Linked DNA regions of Homo sapiens: region 2 is linked to region 1. A link is a contact called in ENCODE Hi-C data. All regions are on one chromosome and are shown on one strand. Each heading gives the region's core, a stretch centred on a gene start or an enhancer-like site at or near the end of the contact. The rest is flanking DNA. Distances are from core to core; before and after follow the strand shown. Region 1 has its middle 45 kb from the start of LINC03076. Region 2 overlaps TMEM168 (transmembrane protein 168).

Region 1 (7,966 bases), core at 3,900-6,399:
TTACAAATTGCCCAGCCTCAGGTATTTCTTTATAGCAATATGACAATGAACTAATATAATTTTAGACAAATATTCCTAGGCAATATTCAAATAATATTTTCTAAATGCTGTCTGTTTACTATCTCACCTTGGAGGATAAAGCTCATGCCACTTCATCTTTCCAACTCAAAGGCATTTGTAGTTCATCAATTATTAGGGACCTATTTCATTCAACTCTTACTTGGGGCTCCTTCTTAATTATTTCACAACTCTGGAATATAAACTATATAAGCATATGTGAACATCAACTTAAAAAGGAGGCCTTTCAACAATTTTTGCACATGGGCAAGTTTAAGAATTATACCATAAAGGTGCCTGAAATGTGTAAGGATAACAAGAATCTTTAAAGGAAAAAAATTAAAGGTAATTCTATTAAGTACCTATTAGATTTGCTTGAGAATACAATCTAGATATTAGGATGTACCCTTCTTTCTGCCTTACATACCCAAGTCAGTCTTCTTTAAACTCACTCTTTAGACCACACAGAGCTACACCATGAGACTGGCTTCTGAGTGACCAGAGCATATGAGGAGGTTCTTGGTGGAAGAATGAAGATTCTTGGTGTCTGCTGCTGATTACAGCCATATGCTGGTTCTACAGGCTGTTTCAAATCTGTCCTCTGAGTTCTTCTGGGTCTGCATCCAAATTCCAGAGCCTGGGTTGGGTGGCTATTAAGCTAAACATCTATCAGAATCCCAATCCCTACATGCAGAAGTAAATACAATACTCTATGTGTGGTTTCTTGTGTGTGTTTTTCTGAGGAAGAAGGACAATAGATTTTATTAGAAGTTAAAAACCATTTGATACGGTTTGAGTCTGTGTTCCCACTGCATGTTGAATTGTAATCCCCAGTATTGAGGAAGGGACCTGGTGTGAGGTGATTGGATTATGGGCGCGGATTTACCCCTTGCTGTTCTGGTGATAGTGAGTGAGTTCTCACGAGATCTGGTTGTTTGAAAGCGTGTAGCACTTCCTCCTTCCCTCTCTCTCTCTCTTTCCTGCCAGCCATGTGAAGATGTGCCTGCTTCCCCTTTGCTTTCTGCCATGATTGTAAGTTTCCTGAGGCCTCTTCAGAAGCAGAAGCCTGCCTGTGCATCCACAGAACCATGAGACAATTAAAACTTTTTTTATAAGTTACCCAGTTTCAGGTTGTTCCTTATAGCGATGCAAGAATAAACTAATATACCACTAATTTCCATTATCTGTGCTATCCTAGTTACTGAATTCTCTCTGGTTTAATCCATCACTTTGCTTTAACTCAGGCTTCAGGGTTCACCTATATTTAGAAGCACAACCTCTCCGGCATGTCTGAACAGCTCATCTCATTCCAGCCCTTAACTAAGTTTAGCCATAATCTCTGGGCACTTTCCTGTCTCATTTCCTTCCTGTACCTCCCCTCTTCTTTGTACACATTGCTATAAGTATTTAGCCTTGGTCCCACCCAATGTCAATATGCAAATCCCTATTTCAACTAAATGTGCTGATCTTTAACCCAGTTAAGTATATTATCCTAAATGGATCCTATTCACTTGCCACTCAATGCTATTGAAGAAAAACTGTTTGTGTGTGTGTGTGTAATAAGAACTTTAAGTACTTCAATAAAATACATTGTAGTTGGCCTGCAGAATTGGTCAGAAAAGGACTTCTTTTTACTAAAGATTTGTGCTTTTAAACATAACATAAACCAACCAAGAAGGGGGTTTTGTAACTGCAGTCACAGTCTGTAAATGAATTCTTGACACTGGGCAACAGATTTAGGAAAATATGGTCCCTCAGGCATAGCAGGTAACTACTAGGAAAATTCTACTAAATTTCAGTATTGGAATAAGTATGTAGATGACCTGAAAAGGCCCTATCTGCAGAAACTAGCTATTTTGTTCCAAACTCAAGAGAAAGTGTATCTTTAAATTCAGTAAAAGGTCATACATAGTTGTCTCTCATTTCTGGCCTATGTATAATACACAAATGATATTCTATGTTGCCACAATGCATATTTTTCCCAAAGATAGAAGCCATATGATCAGATGATTAAAATGGAATAATATACTATAAGGATATATATTCACAAATTATAATAATTATCTTCTCGTTTTAAATAATGTCTTCGTTTTAGGCAGAATTCTAAGATAGACGTCCAAGATTCCTGTCCTCTGGTTATTCAATCAAATACTATCCAGGTTCTGCTATAAAGAGATTTTGAAGATATGAAGTTCCAAATTGGTTGACCCTAAGCTACAGAGAATCACATGAGCCCTTTAAAAGCAACATTTTCTCTGGCTGGTAGAGAGGATGAAATCAGAGAGACTTGAAGCCTGAAAATAATTTGATGCACAATTGTTGACTTTGAAGACAGAAGGGTCACATGCAAGGAACAAAGAGCAACCTCTAAAAGCTAAGAGAGACTCCCTGCCAACAGCCAGCAAGGAAACGGTGGCCTCAGTCCCACAACGGCAAGTAATTAAAGTCTATCAACAACCTGAATGAGCCCCGCAAGTCCAACACCTTTATTTCCACCTTTTGAGACCCTAAACAGTGAACTCGGTCAAGCCATGCCAAATTTCTGACCTACAGAACTGTTACTTAATAAATTAATGTTGTTCAAGCCACTAACTTTGTGGTAAATTGTTGCACAGCAATAGATAACTTATACACTATTCCAATGTGCCATGTTTCTTTTGTCTCTAATATTTTCATGCAGTTTTGTACAAAGATTCAAAATCTGACTCACAAAGAGAAACAGTGAGGCCACCAGGTGACAATCAGAAGAGCTCTGTTGACCATCCCGATGATCATTTATTGGGTTATGATGATCTGTATAGGAAAATGACTCACTCAGCTTTAATAACAAGCCAAAATAGAAGAATCAGCAGAACCGTCTAACTAAAATGACTAACAATCATTTTCTAGATTGAAATGCATATTAGGAAGTTTTAACGTAGGTCTCTGATGAAGTTAAATGCTTATTTTTATAGCACACGATTTTGCAATAAAAGCAAGTGATTGTAAAAACAAAGGGACAGAACTACACTGGATGATTCCATGGAAACCTGAGAGTGAATTCATACCTACGGGCATGCAAATTTGGTTTTACCACTGCCGCCTAGCACATCTCAACATTGCTTGGCTGGGCTTACCTTTATCCAGATTTCTGCCTCCCTCTCAACAGAACAAATATGATTGGAGGATGAGGAAATTGGTAGTCCATGGGGACCACAGAGAAAGTATATTAATGAGAATTCCACTGGGAAAGCAGTACAAAGCTCTCTCTACTCATAGTCTGGAAATAGCGTGATTCTCCAATTAAAAATTAATCAAGTGAATAAGACCCTGCAACACAAAACAGTGAAAGAAAATTAAACATCTCCCTAGGGAAAAGCCTACAAGTCATAAAAAATTAAAAAATAAAACTGAATACTTGCAAATATAATTTACAAACTTAAGGTTGTTGATGACTCACTCCCATGGCAAGATCACAAGTCCCGTATGCACAAAAACCACCACCTAGGGGATGGAGGGGGCAGATAACAAAACACAGACTCAGAACCCATCCCCCACGGAGGGTGCTGACGCAGAAGGCCTGGGATTCAGAAGGTCTGGTTTCAGTAGTTAGGACTAGTAACTTGAAGGGATTCTGATGGGCATCTGATATGAGAAGCTCTAGTAGCAACCAGTTTCCTCACAATTGCCTAGCCAGTTAGGTGCTCTCTCAGTACAACACATTGCTTATTGTACTGCTTATTCAGGAGCTGAACTTGCATTTGTGAATTATTCAGACACTTGCCAGTTTTCTCATCCAGTCACAAATGAGATCATCCTAAGCAGAGCTAACCTTAGGATAAACACTGGTGAATAAAACTTTTCCTGTTGCTATTTCCTTCATTCACTAATGAATTCAACAGTTAACGAGAAGCTATTATGTGCCAGGCACCAGACAAAGTCCTGAGGATTCAATGACAAAGAAGTAAAAATAGCCCCCGCTCTCATGGCATTCAAAACCTAGAGTCATTAATAAGCAAATGTGATACAATATAATAAGTGGCAGGTTGAGAAAAATACTAGGAGGAGGAAGTGTTTCTGGCAGTGGAAACAGCTCGTGCAGAACCTAGAGTTAAGAAAGAAGCTTAGTATGGTGGAGAGGAGTGTATCTGTCTGTGGGTGTGTATGTCTGTGTGTGCAAATGTGCACAAAGGTGTTGGGGAGAATAGTAAAAGATGAAATCAGAGAGGAAAGCAGGGGCCAAATTATGTCCCCTTAAAGGTAATCTCACTGTGGTAAAGTGTGTTGGTAAACTTTCTCAGGGCTGTTATTCAAAGGGCTCTGACCATATCAAGACAAAAATAATAAGGCTGGATACTGTGACAAGGTGTGTTTTAAGGACATCAAGATTTTCTAACAGCTTGATACAGCAGTTCCTGTGTAAATTCAGAAAAATATATGACTCTTTGTTTTCTCTCTTTTCCCATATAACATGAAAGAACGCATTTATCTGATCACTTTCAGGTGAGACTGGTACAGCAGCTAGTGATCCATAAAGATAGCTACTATGTACCTTGGCATGTTGCCAATATTGTCAGGCTTCCAACTCACAATATTTATAGACTTTAGAAGTCATGGTTCAATGTTCACCCAGGGCAACAATCTCTTGTAAGTTTTACATATTCTTTTGTGGGGCAGCATCAGATAGAACCTCAACTTCCTGTTAGGTGGCTTACTCCAAATTTAACAAGCCAAGCTCATCCAGTTCAAGGTGGAGCTTTTCTGGACTGAAGGTCTGAGCTATAGTTCTAGAAATTAATAATTTGGTGTGGGAAAAAGAAATGGAAGAGATCATCCAAGATATACAATAAAAAGAAAGGAAAGTTTGAAAGTGACAGAAGTATTTGATTTGTCAATAAGGAAGTAACAGGTGGCATTCAAGGGAAGGAGTGATGTCAATATCTGGACCAATAAAAGTTAATTAACCCCTGGTGAATTGAGGGATGATATAGATATCAGTCTTAGCCTGGACACTGGATGTATTTCACTTGCTCTTCCAGAACAAATTTATTCTCCACCCTGCTCTTCTCTGCTCTGTGCCTAGGGACTGGTTTGTTGATTAATTGCATCATGAGCAGTGCTGCCCTCTGGCTTACAGCTGAGTTCAGCCAATGGGAGGCACTAGTAGATCCAAGTGAAGAAGAGGAGGCGAGACTAGGGTATCTTTTTCTCTGGCTATTGTTTGGCTCTTTTCTTCTACCAAAGGCCACAACCCCCATCAGATCAATTCTGCTATAGCCTCTCTCTCTCTCTGCCTGTGTGTGTGTGTGTCTTCCATCTCTCATATATGTATATATCAGTTCTACTTCCTTCTCTTGCGGCCTCAGATCTAGGAGGTAATGACTCCCTTCCGTTGCTAGCTTTATCATTCCTTACAAGTTCCTTTTGACCTTGCCTACCCTGCCTACATCTTTGTAAATGGTCCTTTCATTGAACTCTTTCTGTTACTCGGTTTAAGTGGGCCATTTATTTCCTGTCTGGATCCTAACTGATACAGCCTGCCACAGACTGCATGCTTCTTACATTAGCATTGGAGAGTTAGCCTGACTTTCAGAGGTAGTTAAGACAATAACAATTGTTACTAAAAGTTAGATAGAAACTACAGTTCACTAAATGTATTCAGATGTTATCTCACTTCTCATTCTTTATCCATCATGATTAAAATGCAGATCTCGCCTGCTCTAATGGAATAATAATTATAGATGATAAATGTAAATATGGGTATTTACTACCAGATCCAAGTCTAAATCATATTCTTAAGAATTCAAGGGTGGGCATGGTGGCTTATGCCTGTAATGCCAGCACTTGGGAGGCCAAGGCAGATGGATCATCTGAGGTCAGGAGTTCAAGACCAGCATGGCCAACATGGTGAAACCCCATCTCTACTAAAAATACAAAATTAGCCAGGTATGTTGGTGCATGCCTGTAATCCCAGCTACTTGGGAGGCTGAGGCAGGAGAATCACTTGAACACGGGAGGTGGAGGTTGCAGTGAGCTGAGATCACACCACTGCACCCCAACCTGGGCAACGAGAGTGAAACTGTGTCTCAAAAAAAAAAAAAAAAAAAAAAAAGAATTGAGGAACCCAAATTTTGTATAGTCTTAAAGCTGAATGAATTAGAACTTCATTACATGAACTGGCTCTATTTCCTTCATCTGGACTCCAGATTCTTCAATTTCACTGATACTTATTTTTGAAACTTCATTTCTATTAGCAGATTTCTAAAGGCAGGGAAGGTGGGGTTTTGAGTCGGAAATTAATTATCAAGTAGATATTAAGACCATATTTTATAATGATAATTGAATCAATTAAGAGAAGTCTGCCAAACCAATTGTTTAGTGGCATATAGATAAATCAACCACCATAATGACTATTTTCCCTCTTTTTAACAACTCGTTTCTTTTTTATGTAGACATAACACAAATATCCTTATTGTGTAAGCAAAACATATGGAAAAAAATTTTTTAACTTTTGTAATTCTAAAAAAAACCAGCAAAGATAAAATATTTCTATAATAAACTTGATAATGAATTTCATAGGATACTCAATTCCCAAAATAAGTAACTCCATGATGAGTGTACACAAAATAGAGTTGAGAAATATGTGAAAATACAAATACAAAATATCTGAGCAGTTTGTGCCTTTATATGGTAAGGATGTTGTTGAGGGCCCAGAAGAAAGATTTCTGTGTTAAAATTCAGGGAGTTTGGGCCGGGCGCGGTGGCTCACACCTGTAATCCCAGCACTTTGGGAGGCTGAGGCAGGCAGATCATGAGGTCAGGAGATCAAGACCATTCTGGCTAAGACGGTGAAACCCCGTCTCTACTAAAAATACAAAAAAATTAGCTGCGTGTTGTGGCGGACACCTGTAGTCCCAGCTACTCAGGAGACTGAGGCAGGAGAATGGGGTGAACCCAGGAGGTAGAGCTTGCAGTGAGCCGAGATCACGCCACTGCACTCCAGCCTGGGCAACAGAGCGAGAACTCCATCTCAAAAAAAAAAAAAAAAATTCAGAGAGTTTGGTGGTCTTCCCTTTAAGGTAAGAGAAGGTGGAACTGAAAAAGTTAGAATGCAATTTATATTACTTCTGACACAGTGGGTTTCTTCCCTCATACCCAGAGAGCCAAAGGGCTTGAATCAGTGAATATCAAAAAGTGAAATATTCAGTGATTAAATGAGAAAATCCAGGTCTCCTTCTGATATATGTGTATCAAACAAAAAAATTACCCCCAAATAAATCACACACAATAAAGATCCTATCTCCTTTTAGGAGAGAAACTATCATCATTGGAAGATATATTTCAGATGTAAAATAATGAAATATATGACCTGCAGATATAACAGCATCAAAAGAACCTCAATTTCCTATAGAGTAGCTTGCCTCAAATTTAGGAAGCTTTTCCAATTCAACATAAAGCTTTCCTGACCAAATTCATTCAGTTTGAAATAAAGCTTTTCTGAACTAGAATGATACTTTGAACTATAGTTCTAGAAAGAAATAATTTGAAGGTGGGAAAAGGAGATGTAGGAGATCATTCAATATGTATAGTACAATAGAAAGAAGGGAAAGTGTGAGGGTAAAAGAAACATTTGTCAATAAGGAAGTAATTGGTAACATTCAAGGGTGTAGGCTTAGCAGTGGAGGAAGGCGTGTCCCAAACTATCCTAATGAGTGGACAGAAATAAAATGAAGATGGTAATCATAGCCTACAGAATGGAAAAATAAGTGGTTGAAAGAAGGAAAACAGTCATCATGTTTGATCTATATCAGCAGTCCCCAACCTTTTTAGCATTAGGGACCAGTTTCATGGAAGACAAAAATCCTTGAAATATTCTTTCAGGTATTTCATTTTTTATGGCCCCAGTTTGTATTGGGGGAGGGGGTGGGCG
Region 2 (7,966 bases), core at 1,687-4,186, 200 kb before region 1:
AGAAAGGGTGATTTTTTACAAAAATCCTGCCACTTAGCAGCAACTATATTATAACTGATTCTTAGATAATCAGTTACAAATGACAGATGAGAATGTGATATAGAATGAGTACTTCTTGTTTTTTCTCCTACTTCAGTCCTGATGGTCAGCCAACACTGCTTCCCCCAGAACATGTACAGGAGTTAAATTTGAGGTCTACTGGCATGCTCAATGCTATCCAAAGATTTTTTGCATATCATATGATTGAGACCTATGGATGTGACTATTCCACAAGTGGACTGTCATTTGATACTCTGCATTCCAAACTAAAAGCTTTCCTCGAACTTCGGACAGTGGATGGACCCAGACATGATACGTATATTTTGTATTACAGTGGGCACACCCATGGTACAGGAGAGTGGGCTCTAGCAGGTAAACTCACCTTTGGCAGTTTCACTATTGTAAAGATACACATGTATATGTAGAAATCTGTACTTCACACACAGTCGTTAAATTTCCAGGATTCTTAGTTTACTGAACTATGCATATGACTCTAATTTGTTTTTCTTTGCTCTAGCATACCTGTTTAGCCTAATTTAATCTCTAATGATAAGATTGGGAATTACGTCTTATAGTGATTAGAAGGAAAAAAATGCTTTGAGACTTACAGTTTCCCTTAAAATATTTTCAGAATTGCTAAACATATTTTTCAGAAGCTGATAAACTCCTTTGACTAGTATCTTTAAGTTTTTAAATGTTATGGATGCAGATTTCAGTAGTCCTTCACATCTGTAGTTTTATTTATGTTATAAAGCTCACCAAAATTTTAAACAGCAGATCATGTAGTATGGTGGGAGTAGCACTTAGGTCAGGAGACCTTGGTTCTGGTCCTAATTTGCCACAGCTGTGTTATTTTAGGCAAGTTAGTTAACTTCTGTTGGCTTCAATTTTCTCATCTGTAAAATAAGGGGGTAATTGTAAATGACCATTGAGTTTTATTCTAAGGTACAAAATTCTGTAGGGATTTTTTTGCATTTGAAAAAACATAAAATAACTTTGGTTTGCATGCATTATGGGAAATAGAAAACTTCTTAGTTATTGCCAAGAGAGAAATGAGATCTCTTTATATCATATATAAATTTGTCAGTCTTTCCAACTATTAATAGAGAGAAAGTCAAGGGCTTTGTTTTATCAACTGTTACTTGTTTAGGACCTATAACAGAGCCCAATACATAGTAGAGGATCCTTAAGTAGCTGATAGATAGATGAAATCATTGAATAAATCATTAAAAAAGGTAATTTTCTTATTTTAGATTAGAAATAGTTATTTTAGATTTAATTACATGATTTTTTTTTCCATAAAAGTGTAGATGTTTTAAACCAAGAATATATAAATAATAAAATAGTCATAAATAAAGTGGAAACATTCAGGATAAAGAAAAAGATAAATAGAAGTAGTATGGAAGGACAGAGGCAGAGTTGCCAATATAAGAACTCCAGAAAGAGACAAACAAAAAGGTTAAGGTAGAGATGATTTTAAACTAGCATGATCTCATTGATTTCATGCCAGATTTGTAACTGAGGTTTTTATCATAAGGAGAAATATTTTTTTGAAATTTTTCTTTTTTGCAAATAAATATTGAATAACTCAGTGGCCTTCTAGTAGAAAGACAAGCTAATATTTATTGGGTACATTTTAAGCATCAGCTTACTGTACTTAGTACCTTACACACATTGTTAATCTTTATGTGAAATCCTTTGAGATAGATACCATCACTTCTGTTATCTTCATTTTTCAAACGATGAAATGGAAATTGAAAGTTGTTATGTAACTTATCTGTGGTCATACCACTATGTGATAGAACCATGATTTAAGACCAGATCTGCCTGATTCCTAAAGTGTATTTTTCCCCCCACTCTACCATGTTGCCTCCAAGGGTGAAAGCCATGATGATAAAGGAATGGCATGTTCTGGTTAAGTGGATATTTTTGTTAACATGGGTCACCCATTTCAAAACATTAGAATGTACAAGACTAAAAGATGCACTGAACATTAAAACTAATTGAATATAGTTTATAAAATCATTTACTTGACCTATAACTTTTTAATTACAACGTAGAAAGCATCTTTTTAACCTTTATGGCTACTTCAGTTTCAGGTAAAGTATAACGTTCTGTGTATTCCAACTCAGAGCACAAGAGAAAGCTTTTAGTCAATTAAAATAGCCTTTACAGAAATAGAATTTTAGATCTAAAAGCAGAGATTGCTGAAACTTACTATAATCCTTATGATAATAAACTCTACCCAGATCAAATGGAAAAAACAGGGCTAATTTTTGGTGGCCATGCATATATCCCTAGTTATTTTAAAGTGTTAGAGTAATTTTAGAAGTAAGCTTTTTATGTGTGTTTATATGAAGGATTTATTACTTAATAGAAACACTTTTCAAAAAGTTTGCATTTTTCTTAAGTAATTTAAAATTCATTAAGTATTTCTTAAAGATAGCTATGGAAATCAATTCTAGATGTTCATTTACTAATACTTATATCAGCTTTTTATTTTTCTAAGAAAAGTAAAAACACTAAGATAAACACACACACACATATATATATCTCTCGCAGTTTTTCTAAATTTTCATTCACTGTTAGGAATAATTTTTGAAGACTTTAAGAACACTAAAATAGAGTTGTATTTTAGGTAAATGTTTAGCAGTTACATTCTAGAATGATGTCTTTATAATTTTTTTGAAGTATGCTACCAGTAAATTGACCGTTACAGAATTCCTCTGTTAGCTAAGATTTGTTCTTGTGTAACTTTGAGGCTTATTATAAGAAGTTTAAAAAAAAGAGAGAGAAAGCATACTGATCTCCCTTCCCTGAGAAAGGTAGATTTTATCTTATAATTCAGCAACTGCATACTGTCATGCATGGCCTGAGGCATCTCGCATACTTGTGGGTAGTCAGGTTGAACCAGGCCCAGAAAAGCCCGCTTTTCAGTTAGTTCATGCCCTGGCCTGCTTTAGACGTAGTCCTCAAGGGCTGATTCTGCCTCACAAATAGTATTGAATATCTCTGCTCTGAGGAAAATACTTTCATCTATTCCAAATTAAGTGACAAAGAGCTTTAAGCTCTGCTAATTTATTAATAGTTGGGGATTTTTTGTTTTGTTTTTTGTTGTTTTTTCAGCAAACTTTGAAATAGGAAACATCACAACTGGATTTTACTTGGGTTAGCAAGTTGATAGCAGGCCCAGTATTAATATCGCTGTGGGAAAGAGAATCTATATTTGCCCTTTATCCCATACCTTCACTCACAGTAGTTAGAATATGTAGTCTTCTTATATTTATGGAGTTTCATGATATGGAACCTAATATTTTTGCCTCTGCTTGAGGATAGAAAACAATTATGGTAATTACAGGAGAGACAGAAATAAATGGAAAAAATGTAGATAATTTATAAAGCAGTTTATTACAAATAAAACCTTTAAAAAGCAGTCTCAATTACTTAAAATGCATCAGATGGATATTAGCTTAGATAAATGTAAGTACTTTGAATCTGGGCCAAAAGCCAAATGTAGCATAGAACCTATTCATAGGAGAAAGCAGAGCAAAACAAGAGAAATTGTTTAGAAAGCTTTAATGCTGCTTTAGGTCTCGTTGATATCTAAAGAGCATTTATATAAGAGAATTAGGGTAGAATATGCTCAAGAATGTTTATTGAAATAGTTGTGGATGGCATGTTGGGCAATGATGTTTTGTGGCAGATGGAATTTACATAATAGTTCTTGTAATCTGTGTCATCTTCTGATCTCTAGAGAAATTTAATAGAGCTGACAATAATGGAGAGTTAACATTTGGCCATTTTTGAAAAAGTATCTTTTGGAGGTATCAGTGGAATAACACATTAGTAATATGTGGAGACAATGTACTGAAATAGTGTCTCTGAGATAATATGTGTGAGTGTTAGAGCGATTAATAAAAAAAGTTTATTTTCAGGTTCTTAAGCTTACTGATTAATAAAACATTAATAAATGACACATAAAGAATATGATAGAATCCCAATTCTAAAGGATTCTCTCTCTGGTGGTGTCCATTTTTAATGGTGAAACCAAGAGGACAGTTGATTTGGGGAAAATGTTGGGTCTTGTGCTGGTAAATTGTAAAAGTAACTTATGCTCAATGTAAAACTGTCAGAAAAATATTTTAAAAACCACATGGAAGTGAAACACCCAGCAATAGCTGCTGTTATAATTTTTGTAGATGTACTGTCATGCTTTTTCTAATATAGACATTTTCTCATCAATAAATTTTCTTTATAAATATTTTGTTATAAGATTTCCTCCTAAGGTTTTAGGCCATAGTTCATTTCCATTTCCCAAATGGGAAGGTCGTCTTTTTTTGTAATTTTTTGTCCCTATGTCTGTTCTTTCCTTAAGATAGATTCGTAGAATTGGAATGATCGTTATCAGTGTACCATTGAGACAGGGCCAGATGAGGTGAGGGTGGCAGTTGCCTCAGGCACAAAACATAAGGGAATGCCAAAAAACTCAATAATCAAAATGAATATTTTAATGTAGTATACTTAAAAATCAAAATTAATGCAAAAAAATAACGAGATGTAAAACCTGTAGTCAGAAGTTTATTTACTTTAGAACTTTCTGGGTATATATATTTTTTTAATCCCTTGTTCTTCAGCTATAAAACTGATTTAAATGTAAATCTGTTCTTAAACTCATTCTTGTACAGGTAGGAACAGGGTTTATTTTCATTCAATAGGTACCTACATATGAGGAAGAGAAGGAAACAATGATACAGAATGGGGAGGCAAACTTTTTCTGTAAAGGGCCAGATATTTTTGGCTTTGTGGGTTTAGATGCCTGTTGCAGCTATTCAGCTCTGCTACTTTAGAGCAATAGCAGCCATAGACGGTATAAATGAATGAATGTAGTTGTGTTCCAATAAACTTATTTATGAAAATAATTATATGAAACAAATTGCATACAGTTTTTACTATCACAAAATATTCTGATTTTCTTTCAACCATGTGAAAATATAAAATCAATTCTTAGCTTTCAGGCCATACAAAAAGAGGTGGCAGGCTGGATCTGGCCCATGAGTTGTAGTTGCTGCCCCTGGTGTAGAATGTTAGCTTTTCTGTATAGTTGTTTTCACTAAATACAACTGTGTAAAACTATTTCCTTAATTTTATACTAGCAGATTCCTTTTTATGTGAGTAATAAGGATTTTTTTTACCTCAAGTTGAAAATCTGTTGTAAAAAATATCTTTTCAAAAGATACTTTGAAAGTGTCATTTAAATACTTTATTTTTTTGCTTATTTAATTCTAAGAACTTAAGGAAAATACATGTATAACAAGAGTATTTTCTCTCTAGAAGAAAATGATTAAGAGGGTTTTCTTAATGAGAGGCTGCAGAAATTATTGCTCCATTGAATTTTCTCTTGTTCACAGGTGGAGATACACTACGCCTTGACACACTTATAGAATGGTGGAGAGAAAAGAATGGTTCCTTTTGTTCCCGGCTTATTATCGTATTAGACAGCGAAAATTCAACCCCTTGGGTGAAAGAAGTGAGGAAAATTAATGACCAGTATATTGCAGTGCAAGGAGCAGAGTTGATAAAAACAGTAGATATTGAAGAAGCTGACCCGCCACAGCTAGGTGACTTTACAAAAGACTGGGTAGAATATAACTGCAACTCCAGTAATAACATCTGCTGGACTGAAAAGGGACGCACAGTGAAAGCAGTATATGGTGTGTCAAAACGGTGGAGTGACTACACTCTGCATTTGCCAACGGGAAGCGATGTGGCCAAGCACTGGATGTTACACTTTCCTCGTATTACATATCCCCTAGTGCATTTGGCAAATTGGTTATGCGGTCTGAACCTTTTTTGGATCTGCAAAACTTGTTTTAGGTGCTTGAAAAGATTAAAAATGAGTTGGTTTCTTCCTACTGTGCTGGACACAGGACAAGGCTTCAAACTTGTCAAATCTTAATTTGGACCCCAAAGCGGGATATTAATAAGCACTCATACTACCAATTATCACTAACTTGCCATTTTTTGTATGCTGTATTTTTATTTGTGGAAAATACCTTGCTACTTCTGTAGCTGCTCTCACTTTGTCTTTTCTTAAGTAATTATGGTATATATAAGGCGTTGGGAAAAAACATTTTATAATGAAAGTATGTAGGGAGTCAAATGCTTACTGTAAATGCATAAGAGACGTTAAAAATAACACTGCACTTTCAGGAATGTTTGCTTATGGTCCTGATTAGAAAGAAACAGTTGTCTATGCTCTGCAATGGTCAATGATGAATTACTAATGCCTTATTTTCTAGGCATATAATAATAGTTTAGAGAATGTAGACCAGATAAATTTGTTTACTGTTTTAAGAAAACTACCAGTTTACTTACAGAAGATTCTTTTTTCCAAACAGTAGGTTTCATCCAAGACCATTTGAAGAACTGCAAACTCTTTCTCTTAGAAAAGAAAGAGGGCAGCCTAAAATAAACGCAAAATTTGCTTATACTCCATCACATTCAGATGTCTTGGTTGTGACTTATTACCAGTGTGGCAGAGAACCCAAGTTACATTTTAGATCAAAATATTCTTTATGTAGGTATTGTTAAAAGGCTAGAGCCTACAAGTTGCTCTTCCATGCGTTGGTCAGGGGGCCCTGAAAACACTGGTAATATTAAGAGTCTTTCTCAGGGTAACTTAATGTTTTCTTAATGAACAGTGTTTCCAGCTACAAATTCTTCCAATAAATTGTCTTCCTTTTTGAAAAGTACTCTCATAGAAGAAATTTAGCAATTTCTCGTTGACTGACTCAGTCTATTTTAAGTATTCAGAAAAGATTTTGATCCCCATTGAGTTAATGCTCTGCCTTGAAAATTATTTTTCTGATCCTTGTTAGTGATAACATTTTTTTTCTACTGAAGGTCAGAGGATAGGAAACAAGTATTTCTCTTCTGGTATACATGTAATGTATTCTGTAAAAAAGTATTCATATTGGCAATTTTAGTTAGGCATAATATTGTGGTTGTAATTTTTAAAACTTAGTGTTTTGTCTGATTAAAGCAGGCACTGATCAGGGTATCTCCTAAGAGGTAATTCACTTCTTATTCCTTTCCAATAATTATTACATTCTAAATTTTCATCTATGAGAAATAACAAACAAGAAGGGAATAGAATTAAATTGGGGTATAATCTAATCTTCATTGTTTAAATGGTTTGCCTTCTCACCATTGAAGCCATTTTTTTATAGCCTCAGAAAGAGGAAATAATGCCTCCACCATTTTCTACCTGGTGACTTGAAAATTGAACTTTTAAGTTAGGAAGAAGTTAGAGTCAGGGAACTTGTATACCACTATCTATGCAGCATTGTTATAGTCTGATTATTTCTGTGTTTTGAATATGATTTTCCTAATGCTCTAAATAAAATTTTGTTAAAAATTAATTTTTTATTTAATGATGTGCAAATATTGAATATTTTAGTATATTTATTAAAAGTGGTAGTCATTAAAAATGCCCATGTTTTAGAGTTCATGTTTGGAAGTTTCCATTATAGGTTAAGGATTTATATTAGTATTGTCCAAATAAAATAGTATAGTTTTTTTTATTGCTCTGTTCAGCAGTAGGGTAGTAGAAAAGCCAAATGTTAAAATTATGAGCTTTTAGCTTAAAAAAAGTTAATGTTAAGTAAAATCTCCTTTTAAATTTCTCAGCTATTTGTGAGCAGGTTAGCTTTAAAGCATTATCTCTTCACTTTAAGAAAGCCAAATACAAAAGTATATTCTGCATTCTTTATAAGGTAGTATTAAGGTGGTACTAAAAATTACATTTTAAAAACAGCTGACAGTTTGACAGCCACAAACCTAACTTTTTCATATGTATTTCCTGTGAAAGTAAAACCAAAAATGGTCTTTGGGCCAAGAATGTGACTTGAGCCAATTTGTTAACCAA

The links. A loop is a pair of places that touch in the nucleus more often than their neighbours do. Pooled maps may share reads with other maps.
Region 2: a loop to region 1 is called in a map of MCF 10A, with 3 times the contacts of the local background. The contact joins two enhancer-like sites. A Hi-C loop is called at or near these places in 3 of 168 maps with a recorded cell type or tissue (MCF 10A, cardiac septum and colonic mucosa) and 3 of 50 pooled maps.

Annotation. Positions count from the first base shown.
Region 1 is chr7:112,569,530-112,577,495 of GRCh38, reverse strand. No RefSeq gene overlaps it. Among named protein-coding and RNA genes, the nearest start is that of LINC03076, 45 kb to the left of the region's middle. Within about 2 kb of position 5,149, at least 5 of the 41 ENCODE cell types and tissues checked have a DNase peak (open chromatin) inside an H3K27ac peak, as active enhancers do.
Region 2 is chr7:112,765,226-112,773,191 of GRCh38, reverse strand. It overlaps TMEM168 (transmembrane protein 168), which reads left to right. Exons shown (of 5, transcript NM_022484.6): 4 at 137-411; 5 at 5,448-7,966. The coding sequence ends at 5,995. Among named protein-coding and RNA genes, the nearest start is that of TMEM168, 21 kb to the left of the region's middle. Within about 2 kb of position 2,936, at least 2 of the 41 ENCODE cell types and tissues checked have a DNase peak (open chromatin) inside an H3K27ac peak, as active enhancers do.